Regions from separate parts of the Homo sapiens genome. Here region 2 is linked to region 1. Evidence: read pairs that join two places in POLR2A ChIA-PET (ENCODE). Cell type or tissue: GM12878. All regions are shown on one strand. Links, peaks and the distances in the headings refer to the core of each region. The heading gives the core; the rest is flanking DNA.

Evidence for each region. ChIA-PET counts read pairs that join two places held together with the same protein. Peaks named below come from ENCODE experiments on the same cell type or tissue, not always from the same donor. Only the 100,000 strongest peaks of a DNase experiment are listed, where the experiment ranks them.
Region 2: POLR2A ChIA-PET joins it to region 1 with 13 read pairs; 2 of 35 experiments call an interaction of 5 or more read pairs at or near these places.

What each region holds. Positions count from the first base shown.
Region 1 is chr6:144,123,179-144,131,151 of GRCh38, reverse strand. It overlaps LOC105378036 (a long non-coding RNA gene), which reads right to left. Exons shown (of 4, transcript XR_943089.3): 4 at 5,726-6,527. Among named protein-coding and RNA genes, the nearest start is that of STX11, 23 kb to the left of the region's middle. In GM12878, for the core only: no CTCF peak of the experiment used is centred there; no DNase peak of the experiment used is centred there.
Region 2 is chr6:144,244,828-144,252,800 of GRCh38, reverse strand. No RefSeq gene overlaps it. Among named protein-coding and RNA genes, the nearest start is that of TRL-TAA1-1, 32 kb to the right of the region's middle. In GM12878, for the core only: no CTCF peak of the experiment used is centred there; a DNase peak (open chromatin) is centred at 4,158; H3K27me3 peaks cover 208 bases.

The DNA.
Region 1 (7,973 bases), core at 1,833-6,832:
TGCTGCTTGGAGCCTCGGGAGGCTTTTGCAGGAGATCAGAAGGCACAATGAGGCTGGGTCAGGGTATTTCTCTACTCTTTCCAGGTGACACCAAGGTTCTGGCACCAGCAGGGTCCCTGCACACCACAGCTCCTTTTCGCTCCAGGCTGCACAGGACTCTGGGAGGGAAAGACTTCCTACTGTTGCTTCTTCCGATGCCCCAATTTTCCTTCTTGCTTTGCTTCACTCTGCCTTCATCTGTGTACATTTAACAGATTTTTATCAAAATTCCACCTGGGGAAGACTTGTTTTCTACTGAGATCTAGCCAGATAATATTTTCCAGTAAGTACAGTTGCTGAAACTCTTCTGGGGCATGGTTACCACAATAAACCAGATCTAAAGCAACCAGATATGCATGCTGCTTTTTACAGATGGTTTTCAGCCTGCCTTCCTTCCTTCTTTTTTCTTTTCTTTTCTTCTTTCTTTCTCTCTCTCTCTCTTTCTCTCTCTTTCTCTTTCTCTCTTTCTCTCTCCTTCCTTCCTTCCTTCCTCCTTCCTTCCTCCTTTCTTTCTTTCTTTCTCTTTCTTTCCTTTTCTTTCTTTCTTTCTTTCTTTCTTTCTTTCTTTCTTTCTCTTTCTTTCTTTCTCTTTCTTTCTCTCTTTCTTTCTCTCTTTCTTTCTTTCTTTCTTTCTTTCTTTCTTTCTTTCTTTCTTTCTTTCTTTCTTTCTTTCTTTCTTTCTTTCTTTCTTTCGACAGGATCTTGCTCTGTCACCAAGGCTGGAATGCAGTGGTGCAATCATGGCTCACTGCAACCTCAACCTTCTGTCCTCAAGCAATCCTCCTGTCTCAGCTTCCGAGTACCTGGGACTATAGGTGCATGTTATCACACCCAGATATATATATTTTTTTAATTTTTGTGTAAAGACAAGATCTCACTATGTTGCCCAGGCTGGATTTGAAATCCTGGCCTTAAGTGATCATCCCACCTTGGCCTCCCAAAGTTCTGGGATTAGAGGAATGAGCCATCATGCCTGGCCATTTCCAGACATCTTTATCACCATGTCCACTTTATTAAAATTTTGCTAAAATAAACTGAAATATTACATGTGAGTGTAGAGCTCAATTACATTTCTACAAATTCTCCTCAGTGTGCATTTTTGATTAGGAAGGGTCACAGGGGAGATTCTTATGTGAGATCAGGAGGAAATGAAGCAGCAGACATTTTTGTAGCTCATACACATTGTCATTTATCATCTGGATCTCTTGTTGGTGGGAGACAGCAGCCAGGCCTTCAACTGCTCCACCTTCCCCAAGGTCCTCCTTCGCCTTTTCTGACTGCTGGCCCAGGCGTGTGTTTAGCTTCTTCATGAAGAATCTCAGATTCTGCAGGACACCCACACCACCAAGACCTGAGGCAACGGGAGCTGACATGGTTCCAGTTTGCTCTGTGAGCTCTAGCTTATTCTTGCTCTCCTTATCCTCCTTGGCAGCCATCTTTCTTCCCTGCATCAGCCACAGCCATCCCCACAGCGCTAGCATCGGCCTTAAGGACAGACATCAACCTTATAGAGTGTGCTTAACCAGCTCTGACTGTGGAAGGCCAACTCCCTGTGCATATAGGAAACGAAATATTCATTGTTCCTTTTGTAACTTCCTTTTCACACTTTAAAGATGCTATTCCAATGTATTCTGGCTTTAATATGATAATCTCATCCTTATATGTATTCAGCTCCTTTTTTTGACTTTTATTTTAGGTTTGGGGTACATGTGAAGGTTTGTTACATACATAAACACATGTCATGGGGGTTTGTTGTACAGATTATTTCATCACCCAGGTATTAAGCCCAGTACTCGATACTTATCTTTTCTGCTCTTCTCCGTCCTTCCACCCTCCTCCTTCAAGTAGACTCCAGTGCCTGTCATTTCATTCTCTGTGTTCACAAGTTCTTACCATTTTAGCTTTTTCTTTTCTTAGTTCCTTTAAGATTTTTCTCTATATCACTAACTTTCAGTGGATTATGATTATGATTTTGCTTTTGTGTTCTTGTATTTGAGACAGAGCTAGGCAAAGAGTTCTTAGACATGTCATCTAAAGCATGATCCATAAAAGAGAAAAATTAATAAATTAGCAAAATCTAAAACTTTTATACTGTGAAAGACCCTGTAAAGAGAAATGAAGAGACAAACTACAGTCTGAGAAAAAATATTTGTAAGCCTTATGTCTGATAAAGATCTTATATCTGGAATATAGAAAGAACTCTCAAAACTCAATAGTAAACAATCCAATTACAAAACAGGCAAAAGATATGAACAAATATTGCACCAAAAAGGAAATAATGATGGCATATAAGCACATGAAAAGATGTTCAACACTATTAGTCATTAAGGAAATACAAATTAAAACCACAATCAGGTATCACTACACACCTATTAGAACAACTAAAATTAAAAATAGTATTAACAGAAAAGGTCACACATTATAATTCCATTTACATGAAATGTCCAGAATAGGGAAATCTATAGAGACAGAAAGTCTACTGGTGGTTGCTAGGGGATGAGAGGAGGGACAGGGAATGGGGGATGACTGCCCGTGGATATGTTTTTGTGTGTGTGGGGGGGATGATTACAATATTCTGGAATTAGACAGTGGTCATACATGCACAGCTTTGTGCATATACTAAAAACAGCTGAATTACACATTTTAAAAGGGTCAGTTTTGTGGTGTGTGAATTTTATCACAAAAGGGTCAATTTTATGATGTGTGAATTTTATCACAATTTTTTAAAGTAGTGATAATGTGGCCAGGTGCCGTGGCTCACGCCTGTAATCCCAGCACTTTGGGGGGCTAGGCAGGTGGATCACGAGGTCAGGAGATCGAGACCATCCTGGCTAACACGGTGAAACCCCGTCTCTACTAAAAATACAAAATAATTAGCTGGGCGTGGTGGCACGTGCCTGTAGTCCCAGCTACTTGGGAGGCTGAGGCAGGAGAACCACTTGAACCCAGGAGGCAGAGGTTGCAGTAAGCCAAGATCGCGCCACTGACTCCAGCCTGGGTGACAGAACAAGACACCACATTAAAAAAAAAAAAAGTAATGATAATATTAAATGCTGCTAAGAATACAGAGAAACAGTGTCTCTCATACATTGCTGGTATAGCTACTCTGGAAAATAATTTGGCAATTTCTTATGAAACAAAGCATGCACTTACCATATAACCTGGCAGTTGCAATCTTAGGAATTTATCCCAGAGAAATGAAAACTTACACAAAAATCTGTACACCAATGTTCATAGCCATTTTATTTATAAATAGCAAAATATTGCAAACAACCCAAATGTCCTTGAATGAGTGAATGGTTGAATGAACTGCCAAATCCATACAACAGAAAGCTACTTACTAATGCAAAAAACATGAACTATTTTTTTTTTTTTTTTTTGAGACAGGGTCTTGCTCCATCACCCAGGCTGGAGTGCAGTGGCACAAGCTCAGCTCACTGCAACCTTTGACTCCTGGGTTCAAGTGATTCATCTGCCTCAGCCTCACAAGTAGCTGGGACCACAGGTGCAAGCCACCACACCCGGCTAATTTCTTGTATTTTTAGTAGAGATGGGGTTTCCTCTACTTGCCTAGGCTGGTCTTGAACTCCTGGCCTCAAGTGATCTGCCCACCTCAGCTTCCCAAAATGCTGGGATTACAGGCATGAGCCACCACGCCTAGCCAAAAAACATGCACTATTGGTACATGCAACAGCCTAGATGGACTTGAAGGGCAACATGCTCAGTGGAAAATGTCACTCTCAAAAAATTATGTACAGTAATGATTCTATTTATAAAGCATTCTCGAAATGACAAAAGGATAGAAATGGAGACAGGTTAGTTGTTGCCAGTACACAGAAAAGTGGGTGAACAGGTGGAAGAACGTGAGGGCCAGGTGCAAATATGAAGAAATAGGTAATGGAATCGTTCTGTTTCTCGATTGTGGTGGTGGTTACACGAATCTATATATTGGAATAAAATTGCATAGAACTATTCACACATCCATAATAGTGAATGAATGTTTTTTAAATGGTGAAAAATTGAATAGCTGTAGCTTATTTAACAGTAATTTGCCAATATCAATTTCCTAGTTTTGATATTGTAGTTATATAAGATGTCACCATTGCGAGGAAGGGAACACAGGACTCTGAGCTATTTGTGCAACTTCGTGTGAGTCTGTAATTATTCCAAAATAAATAGTTAGGGTCAGACATGGTGACTCATGCATGTAATCTCAGCACTTTGGGAGGCCAAGGTGGGAGGACTGCTTGAGGCCGGGAGTTCAAGACCAGTTTGGGCAGCATAGTAAGACCTTGTTTCTTAAAAAAAAAAAAAAATTATTAAAAATTATCCTAGCATGATGGCCCACACCAGTAGTCCTAGCTACTTGGGAGGCTGTGGCAGGGAGCTGGGAGGATTGCTTGAGCCCAGGAGCTCAAGGTTACAGTGAGCTATAATTTGCACTACTGCACTCCAGCCTCGGTGACACGGTGAGAGCTTGTCTTAAAAAAAACAAAAAAAAAAAGAGTATTAAAAACTCCACACAATTACAAGGTTATATTCCCAGGAATAATTTGAGTTTATAAAATCCCTATAGATACACACATATGCGAAATTAGTTTAAAATAAATGATTAATATAGTATTTCAAACCAGAGAGGGAAATAAGTACTATTATTTTTTCAGTAAATGGTATTAGAACAACTGGCTAATCTATGGAAAAATAAAATAAAACTGTGTTTTTTTCATTTTCTTCACCAAAATAAACTGTAGAATGCAAAGTTCAGAATTGGTATTCAGTAAGTATCTGTTAAGTTGGATCAGTGATTTAAATATATAAAAGACATAGAGTTTATTTGTTGTTGTTGAGAGTTGTGGCTAATACAGAAATCTGAAGACAACAGGTGTTAATGACCCCCTTTTGGAAGCCTCTAGCTCTAGGGGCAGCCACCTTTCCAATGGCCACTCGAGAGGCGCCAAGGCAGAAACAACACTATCAACAACAACATATCCCCTTGCCTATGTAGGATGACCAGGAGAGAGTGCTGCTTTTGAGGGAAGTCCAGCGTTCTTGGAGAGAAGCTACTCACCTCATAGAGATGTTTAGAGGCTTCAATAAGACAGTGCATATAAAGGGCGTAACAATCTGCCCAGTGCACAGTAAGTGCTCCATGATGTTTAGTTCTTGGAGTGCTTTGTCTGCCCAGGGAGTTTAACCAGGAAAGACACCATCGGATTTATATATGTGTTTGAGAGAGCATTAATAGCATGAACAAAGAAATGAGTGGACAAACTTTTGTAGGAAAACAAAACTCTGTGAGAATGCCGAAGATCATTTCAGGACTAGGTAGGTCTTGAAGGTGAGATCTTTCTAATCAGAAGGAATAGTAAGAGCAAAAACATGGGAGTTGTGAAAGGGCTGTGGGCATCTTCAGGGAATGATAGCCCCTTCCTGCTGCCTTATTTCAGTCCAGGTCCCCTCTCAAACCAGGTGGCTGCCGTGGTCTCCTAAGGTGTGTTGTTGCTTGAAGCATTGCGTGTCTGCAGTTCTTTCAAGACATGGCGGGCATAGAATCTCTTGCAATAGATGATATTCATCATTTCATTCCCCCGCATAAAACTTTTTGTGGCTCTTCACAGCTTATGGAAGGATAATGTAAAAATTAGGATTAGGATTAGCTACAAATGACAGAAAGACACCATAAAAATGGCTTAAGCAAGACAGAAGTTTATTTCTCTCAGATAAAGTTCCAAAGGGAATCAGTCCAGGTCCCATATGGCAAACCATGGTGTCAGGGAGTCAGGGTCCTTCTAGGTTGTGCTTGGCTTCCATCTTGAACTCACCTCACCACCCAAATGGCTGCTCCAGTTGTAGCCACCATGGCCAGCCTCCAACCATCAGAAAGGAGAAAAGATAAAGAAAAGTGAATCCCTTCCGTTAGGGTCATTCTGCAGAAGTTGCAGAGACTGCTTCCATTTATGTCTGCTAGCCAGACCTTAGACACATGACCCCATCTAACTGCCAAGGAGGCAGGGATTAATCTTTATGCCGAATGGAGATGCACCCAGTGAAAGGTGAGGGGGGTTATAAGTAAAGCAAGAAGGAACAAACAGACATTGGGAGACAACACAATATCTCCACCACAGGTGCCCATTTCTTCAAGGTCCTTTGAAATGTGACCTCCTCTCCCACCTAGACTATTTCTACAGCCACCGAACTAGTCTAACTGCCTCTACTTTCTAATTCTCCTTAGTCACTATCATAGCCATCAATTCAAAATACATACTGAATTGAATTACTCTCCTGTCCCACACTCTTCATTGGCTCCCTATTACTTACAGATGAAGTCCAAACCATTTGGCTTAATGGAGCATTAAGAGTCCCCGTAGTACCATTTCAGCTTGATCTTCTTCCTTCCTTCTCTTCTTTCCTCCTCTCCTCTGCTAGCTGTTCTCTGAACACACCATGAGCTTTCAGTTCTCCATTACCTGTTTCATGAAAGAAAGACCCTTCCCCAGAATGATCACCCTAAAGGGCCGTCACCAACTTCTGAAATGCTGCACAGACTTCTAAGCCTACCCCAAATATCATTTCTTTTATAAATTCCTTTTTCATCACATTAAAAGTAATCCACACCTTCACTGAATAGTCAGTTTTTATGCTGCCTTCCATTGTAATAAATTATACATTTTTCATATTCATTACCACAATTACATTGTAATTTACATAGTATTCACTACATCTTCTTCACATTTGTAGTCCTGGAAGCACCTAGTCACTGAATTTTTACCTAACAGCTGCATAATACATATTTATTAAATTGAATTTGTATGTAGGCCTTGAATTTATAGAAGGAAAGGAAAAAAAGCTCAAGTCAGCTCTCTTGGGGTAAAGCACTCATTTAAACTGGATTAAATGCTTTATCAACAATCTAGTATTATTTATTACACAATTCTCCCTAAGTCCCATTTGGAATTGTTTTGAGTGATTCGTGTTAATAATACAAAGCTTAATATGGATTTGCATCAGGAAGAACAATTTGTAAGAGCTGACTATTTTCAGCTCTAACAAGGAAGTGACAGTTTTTCAATTTTTTAGCAGAAGTGTTAAAACTTATCTCAGTCAAACACTTGCTGGGTCATTTGGTATGTCACTCACGTTATTTAACTTTCTATTTTAACCTCTCAGGCCTATATGGAAATAAGAAAAAAAATTATAGTTTTAATTGCTGCTAATTTTCTGGCAGAAGATAGAAATAAAAATAGTCTCAATGCTGAATAGTTAATGTGTTTTATGACCACAGGCCTTTTCCGTGTTAATTTTTGTCCATGTTGGCTAATTTTACTAGCTGTTTATTGAGTTCAGACAGGAAAAATAAGGCTATAATATTTGAAACGAAGAAAAAGCTCTCAATTAACATTAATAAATTGCCTGAAAATGAACCTCACATTGGCCTTATATAGACACCTCTTCCTGAAAAATAGGACTTCATGCTAGCTCTTTTGTAAGTTTAAGCTATTTGTTCCCGGGTCTGTTCCTCTTCTGTGGACTCTCTGACCTCTTCTTGTGCCCACAGTTCTTTTTACTGAGCTGATTATAATGATCTCATGCACTTTGTATTAACCTCAATTTTATGGGAAAAATTGGAACACCAATCAGAGCTCAGGATCACACATCACTCCAGCTGAATCCTAAGCCAGAAGAAAGTTTAGTGAAATATATGGGTGAAATGAAAATAAACTATCAATCAAGCCAATAGTTTTTCTAGTTGGGATGGACTTCAGGAGATTGTAAGAGCAGTGGCCCCTATTAAATCAAGTGGAGGTGCCAGAGTTGCCAGGCAGAGTGGAGGAAGGGATTGAAAGGCCCACCAAAGTGTACATGCTAAACAGGGTCTACTATGTGAAACTGGAAACTTATCAGCTAAATATGATTCTTGAAAGAGTATGGAGGAC
Region 2 (7,973 bases), core at 1,814-6,813, 120 kb before region 1:
TTCCTACTGCTACCACTTTCCAGTTGTGAGAGCTATTTAATCTTTCTGTTCTGTTATCTCTAAAATGGAGATAATAGAATCTGTCTCATTCTCTGATTGAACTTCAAACAATTTCTGACACATGATAAAACATTACCCATCTTTCTTTTAACTTTAAATGCTGCTTGTCTCTGTCAAGAAAGATAAGCCACTTTTTAAAAAAATTATTTAATTTAATGTGTTAAAACCTGTTATATGCAATGTCCTGGACATTGTTAGGGATACAAAGATGAGTCAGATGGGAGTATCTCAGATGGGAGAATCCCTGTCCCCAGGAATTTTGCAATCTATTAAGCAAAAGCCATGCTCAGCCAATTCAATACTCTTAATATTCATGTGACCTGTGCCTTGTGGTTGGTTGAACTTTATATTTAAATTTTTGACTTTGCAACATTCTAACATATTTTGCATTATGAAATACTGTGTCTGAGCCTATTCTCATTTAGGCCTTCTTAAATTATTAGCCCTTCCTCCTTCTTGATAGCAACATTTATTGATGATAGTATTTCATTTTTTTACTGCAAAAACTTAGTGAAACTTACCAAGCTTATCCCATTTTGAAATAATTTTTGTAAAGTCTTTTAAGTATTATCAAATTAATATGTAGGTATTGTAATATTATACACAGTAATGGCCTGACTCTTTAGTGAGGGACAGACAGAATTACAGGTTATGACAGCTTAAAGCAAACCAAGCTTTTCATGTTGTGCAGGTGACCTCTTTTGCTTTCATGATTGACTGAATCTACTGAAGACAGAAACCAGCTTCAATTTTGGTAACCCTGTATGTGTTACTGAACTCCAAAACTCAGCTTCACCACCTGTATAATAAGGCTAGTTATTCCTACCTCATTGAGTTGTTGTGATTACATGTTTAAAACATTTGGCACAATGCTTGGTACATAATAAAAACTCAATAAATTATATGTAAAAGTGTACTCACTTTGTAATATTTCCTTGTATGGATATACAGAACTTGTGTATTCATTTTTGTTAAACAAAAATTGTGGAGACCATTATTTTGAACTGAGCTCCTGAACTTGTCTAAATTGATCATTTAACCCCTCTGCAGTGTTGCCTTTAGGATAAGGCAAATAGGAAAACTACATCAGGTTCCCTGGTTTAGGGATCAGCATTGTGATAGAAGCTACACAGTAGAATGTTAGAGACTGAATTGTGTTTTCTCAAAGTCCATATGCTGAAGTCCTAATGCCCAGCGCCTCAGAATGTGACCTTATTTGGAAATGGGGTTGTTGCATATGTGATTAGTTAAGATAAAGTCAGTAGGGTGGGCCTCTAAGCCAATATGGCTGATGTATTTATAAAAACGGGAGATATGAACACAGAGATTCACACATAGAAATTGCCACATGAAGACTGGCATTATGCTGCCACAAACCAAGGAACTACAAGAAACCAGGAGATACCTGGAACAGATACCTCTCCAGTGTCCTCAGAGGGAGCATGGAGCAGCTGACATCTTGATTTCACACTTGAAGCCTCCAGAACTGCAAGACAATACATTTCTGGTGTTTAAGCCACTCGGTCGGGAGTACTTTGTTACAGCAGCCCTGGGAAACTTATGCAAGATGGGAGGGGAATTCTGTTTTCTTCTTTTGTTCTTTTCTCCATTATGATACACAAATGCAAGCGCTCTTCTGCAACTTGATTTTTTTTTTTTTAATTTAAGGATACAAAGATATAATACTTCCTCCATGTTGCTTAAGGCCTACTACGGGAGATAAAACAGATCAACTGGGAGGTCATCGCTTGAATCTAGGCTCCGTCACTTTATTCTGTAGTTCCAGGCAAGTTACTTAGCTTCCCCAAATTTCAGTTTCTTTATCTATGATATGTAGATAATAATATAACCTACCAGTGTTATTGAATAGTTTGAGATAATGTGGGTAAACAGTGTGTGCTCACAAAATGCACCCACATCACAAGGCAACTGCAGTTTAAGGCAGAATGATCTAGACAGGAATGGAAGTATAGCAGGTGCTTTGGGAGCTCAGTGGGGAGAGATTTCACATATGCTGGGAAACCTGGGTGAAAGTGATGGCATTTAGGTTGGTCTTTAAATAATTGCAAATTGAATCAGTGAGAAGCCACTCATGGTGAAAGAAACAGCATGAATGAAGGCAGTAGGTCTCCCAAACACAGGGCACATTCAACAAGTAGTGTGGCTTAGGCTGGAGTATTGGATATGAATTTCAGTTTAACTGTCTTCCTGGAAGAGCTCTCTTGATGACGCTGGTTTAGTTTCAAACCTCCTCCCCATCCCTCTCCAGCACATCGCTGTATTTATTTCCTTCTTAACATGTATCACATGTGGAGTCCTAATTAGGGAGGGGGAGTTGGGCTGGCAGGACCTAGGGAAAGCAAAAGGAGAAGGCAGATAAGCTATAAGCCTGCCTTTCTTCATGTGCAGGACACATAGCCCTCCTGTGCAAATAATTCACAATCTTCTTGCACCTAGCGACCCTTGGGTGATAGAAGAAGTCAAGTTAGCTCACTGCAACCTTGGCATTATCGATACTGCACAAAGCCGTCTTCAGCACACAGCACAAACACCATTCTATAAAATCCCCGGCAAGCCTTTGTCTCTTTGCAGTCAATTCCTTTTTGCTGACCTGCCCATTGCACCCTTGCAACAGATTTTTGTGCTTTCTCTAATAAATTTGCTTTTCTTTACCTACAACTGTCTTGGTAAATTCTTCTTATTGCCATGCCTCCAGCCCCAAATAGTCGCTAATTACCAGCAACGTCACAAACTGTAATTCTCCTGTTTATCTGCCTATTTACTTGACTATTGTCTGTTTCCCCTACTAGACAAGGGCAGGGACTAGCGCTTTTATTCAGAACTGTCCCAGCGTTTAACGCAGGAGATGCCCAACAAATATTGAGCAAGGAAAAAAAGGAAGGAAGAAAAGGAGAGGAGTGGGAGGTAGGAGAACAGAGGAGGAAACTGCCTGGAGTAGCAGAGGAGTACCATAAAATCCGTTGAAGTACTAGCTTGGAACCAGAGGATGGAGGAGCTCTTGGAAGGAAGGGTTATTAAGAACCTCAGCTCAGGCTTCTGAATCAGAATTCCTAAGGGAATGATTTGGTAGTCTGCCTATATAACAACCACCCCAGGTGAATCAGCTTCAGGCAAATTTGGGAAATACTATATGGACCAGCAGTACCAGCGTCACCTGGGAATCCATTAGAAAAAAAACTTCTCAGGCCCAGTTCTCAACCTTCTGAATCAGGATCTGCATTTTAACACAAGGTCCCCAGGAGATTGAAATGTACTGAGAATTACGATCCTGCCTCTTACTGTAATGTCGTTAGATGCCACCCACCGCTTTGCTTCTTCCAGGCTTGAGTGGAGAATTGGGCTAAATGTGTTTTGAAATAATGGGAATCCTTGAGCAGAAATCAGGGATATAAATATTCCTACTCTATTTGGTGTCTATAGATAGATCTCAGCTTCAACCATGAGACTTCCTTAAAATTGCAACACAAAAAGAGTCTTTTAACCAGCAGTTATTCTGGGACATTCTAGTTTGAAGCCAAAAATGATCTCCCACCCAAGAAAGGAACTTGAAAGACTCATACCAGTAACATAAATCACCACAACTAGAAAAAAAAAAAAAAAAGACTACGCAGAACACATACACACACAAATAAACTCAGAGAAATAACGTCTCCATTCAGGAAAATACTGAAATCTGTTTGTGGGGAAATCTTTAGGATAACTACAGAGGACTAAAGGAATAGGAACAAACCAAAATCCTTTAATGAATCATGGAATCTGTAAATTGGTATCAGATGTTCTCCAAAGAGCTGCAGACAGCCCAAACAACACTCCAAATTCTTCCAAATAAGGTAGCCCCAGCTACTGCTCTTAAACACAATTTTGCTCTACCTGATTGTCTCTTTGGTTTAGAATGAACCAGTTGTTTTCAGAATTAAAGTGCATTTCTACATATAAGATTAGAAGGATTGTGAGGAGGGCTTCTTTAAACACACACTCACTTATTTACTGAGTCAGATTTTCCAGTGTGTCATTTAGAGAAAAGGGTAGCATAAATCCAAGAAGCTGTCTTTGGTTTCATTTGGTGGTCAGGGAGCAAGGGGGATTTGTTTTTCTGTTGTAGCGTAGCAACTTGATTTCAGGGCTGCTCCTCTGTTGTATGTGCAAAGGGAGATACCAAGAGAATTTTCCAGAAGGTGCAGAGATGGTCTTTAGCCAGCCTGTGAGCTCTCAGACATATATTCAAAAAGAAATTACTTCAAAGAAAGTGTTTGAAGCAGAAACTTAAAAGAGTTAATAGTATAGAACTATAGACTCATAGAAAGAACTCTTAATGGAACATTAATTGGGACATTTACCAGTGTGACAATATATCCATCTCCTCTGCCACAGGTGGGGTGGGGGTGCTGCCTGGGCTAGAGTTAACTCCCTTAGGCCAGTTAACTCACATGATGAGCAGCTGCCTTAGTTTACCCCAGTGTGCCAACAAATATAGTTCTGTGTGACAAGTTGTGAAAAGATTAGGAAGCGCTGGTGTGAATCACACCCATATTGTGGGCTTTCAGAATGTGTGAATAGATTGATGATTTCAGGCAGCACATAGGCATGATATTACAAACGTTGAATTGCTTAGTGAGATCATTTCCCATTCAATTGTCTTTCAATCCATTGGAACAGAGAAAGAGAAATGATCAGTGTGTTATCATAGCTTCAACTATTAAGTTCTCATTTAACAAAGAGAAACTAGATCACAGGTATATTTTTGCTATTTCGATATGAATAACTTTTTTTTTTTTTTTTTTTTTTCTGAGACGGAGTCTGGCTCTGTCATCAGGCTGGACTGCAGTGGCACAATCTCGGCTCACTGCAAGCTCCGCCTCCCAGGTTCAAGTGATTCTCCTGCCTCAGCCTCCTGAGTAGCTGGGACTACAGGCACGTACTACCATGCCCAGCTAATTTTTGTATTTTTAGTAGAGACAGGGTTTCACCATGTTAGCCAGGATGGTCTTGATCTCCTAATCTTGTGATCCGCCCGCCTCGGCCTCCCAAAGTGCTGGGATTGGAGGCATGAGCCACCGCGCCTGGCCCATTGTTTTATTTTATTTATTTTTGGTCATTGGTACTTGTTTTTCATTTACAGTAGTGATTTAAAGTTTCATCTTAAAATAAACTTACTTCGACATAAAAGGGAGCTGATGCAAAGAAAATATTAAACCAAAAGTGGTACAACTTGTGTCTTTATCATATGGCAAAAAATTGTGAAGTTCATATTCAAATAATTGAAGTTCCAAAAGCATCATCCATCGAGTTGCTTGAATCCACTCTGCAATATCTCTGATAAGTCACTTAAAACCCTTCTAGACAGAGCAGACGTATTATTAGTGCAATTTATTCCATTTTAGGAAACGTTAAACTGTTAAAATTTTAAGACTTAGTTGAAATCTGTTTTCAGGATCTTCCTATTATTAATTCCAATTTATCTCCCTGGAGCCCAATGGAACAAATCTAATCACTCTCTACACTGAAACCCTCTTACATATTGGAAAATAACTCTATGTTTAGTATCCACCCCCGCATCATTAACATTCTTTGTCTCTTGGGACACATACACACTAGACCTCCTTCCGTCAAGCCAAACAGCCTTCAATTTCCCCCCTCTGACACAATTCTGATCACACTCACCCCCTGGCCATTCTTTTCTGGGCTTGTTCTAATTTATCAGTATCTCTCTTAAACCGTGTGAATCAATTAAAACTATTTTGGTTGCATGTGACAGAAAACCTAGTTTAAGCTAGCTTGCACGGTTTAAATCTCCAGAGTAAGATTCATTGAAGGCATGATTTGATACAGGGGCTCACAGAAGACCCCCAGAATCAAGATTCATTGTCTCTTTTCTCTCTCAGCTCTGTTTTCTCCTAAGAAGGGTCTATATCTAGGCAGGCATTTCATTCAGCATAGCAAGATGGTTAAAGAGGTCCAGGCTTACCTTCTTACAACCTCAAGTCTAGTACAGAAGAATGGGAATCTCTCAGAAATCCCAGAAAAAGTCTCACTGCATCTCAGTAGCTCCGAATGTGTCACATGCTTTCTCCTGGACCAATCACTGTCAGCAAAGGAGTGCAATATCCTGATTGGTCAGAAGCAAGGAGTAAAGACAACTTTATCAGCAGCACAGAGCTTTACATGGGGATAAAATTCATGTCCCAGAGGGAGAGCAAGTTGTGTTTACTAGAAAAACTCATATAATGATGTCCAGATAAAAATTCAGTACCCCCGGTGAGGTATGACCAGAGAATAAAGTAAGACAATCACTTCCTTTATTATGAACTTTCTATGTCAACATGGGAGTAAGTGAGATAGCATATTCTCCATTCCAAAACTATCAGGGGCTGTTATTTCTATCCTCTGTCTGTGCTGGTAGCCTATACATGGTGGGGACATTGTATCAACATAAAACATTGTTTTTTGGTTTCCAGACCAAAGCATATAATTAAGATGAGCTGGTTTTAAAAAGAAGAGAGAATTGTATAATTGGCTACCCTAATAGCAACCAGGTATGGGAGCTCACAGCAAGAAAGGAAATAGAAAAGCCATACCAAGTGGTGGCTATGATTTAAAAAGCAAAAAGATAAAACAAAAACAAAATTTTCGACTTCAAAACATCATATAGAACTGCAGTAATCAAGGAAGAGGGCTGAACCACATGGTCAAATAGAAGCCTTTGTCCACCCTACAGGAATGCCAATTTAACAACTATCTACACACAAAAAGCACCAATTTAACAAATATCTACACACAAAAATCAGGTGGCAACCACAGAACCTGGTTTTAACTTTAAATTGCTGAAAGAGGCACTGAAGAGGGTAGGAAGGACAGTCTTGAATTGCTCACACCACCCTTTCCCCATCCCCTGGCAGGACTGCATGGCATGGAGAGAGAATCTGTGCGCCTGAAGGAGGGAGAGCACAGTGATTGTGGGACCCTGCTGTGAACTCAGTGCTGCCCTGTCACAGTGGAAAGCAAAACCAGTTTAAACTCTGTTGATACCTGCCTATGAAGGGAGAGTCTAGACCAGCCCTAGCCAGAGGGAAATCACCCATCCCAGCAGTCAGAACTTGACTTTGGCAAGCGTCAAGGGCTAAAATGCTCTGAGGTCCTAAATAAACTTGAAACGCAGTCTAGGCCACAAGAACTGCAATTCCTAGGCAAGTACTAGTGCTGTGCTGGACATAGAGCCAGTGGACCTGGAACACCAGTCAGGGTAGCTAAGGAAGTGCTTGCTCCACCCCTCCGGCAACCCCAGACAGCACAGCTTGCAGCAACAAAAGTGACTCCTTTCTTCTGCTTAAGAGAGGAAAGCAAAGAGAAAAGAGGATTTTGTCTTGTATCTTGGATACTAGCTCAGCCACTAAAGGATAGGGCAACAGGCAGAGTCATGAGGCCCCCATTCCAGGTCCTAGCTCGCAGACAATGTGTCTAGACACACCCTGGGACAGAAGGGAACCTGCTGCCTTGAAGGGAAGGACCCAGTCCTGGCAGGATTTATCACTTCCTGACTAAAGAGCCCTTGGGCTCTCAAAAACCAGCAGCAATACCCGGGTAGTAAGCCGTGAGCCTTGGGTGAGACTCAAAGATGTGCTGGCTTCAGGTATCAGCTCAACTACAGTGGGCTAGAGCACCAGGTAGGCTCTTGGGGTCCCCAATTCCAAGCCTTGGCTCTTGGACAGCATTTCCGACGTGCCCTGGACCAGAGGCAAACCCACTGCCCTGAAGGGTGAGTCCTAGACCTAGCAGCATTCATCAAAAGCTGATTGTATGCCTTGGTTGTTAAGTGAACATTGGTGGTAACTTGGCAGTACCCCCATGGGACTGTGGTGGTGGTGGCCACAGGGAGAGTGCCACCTGCCTGTGGA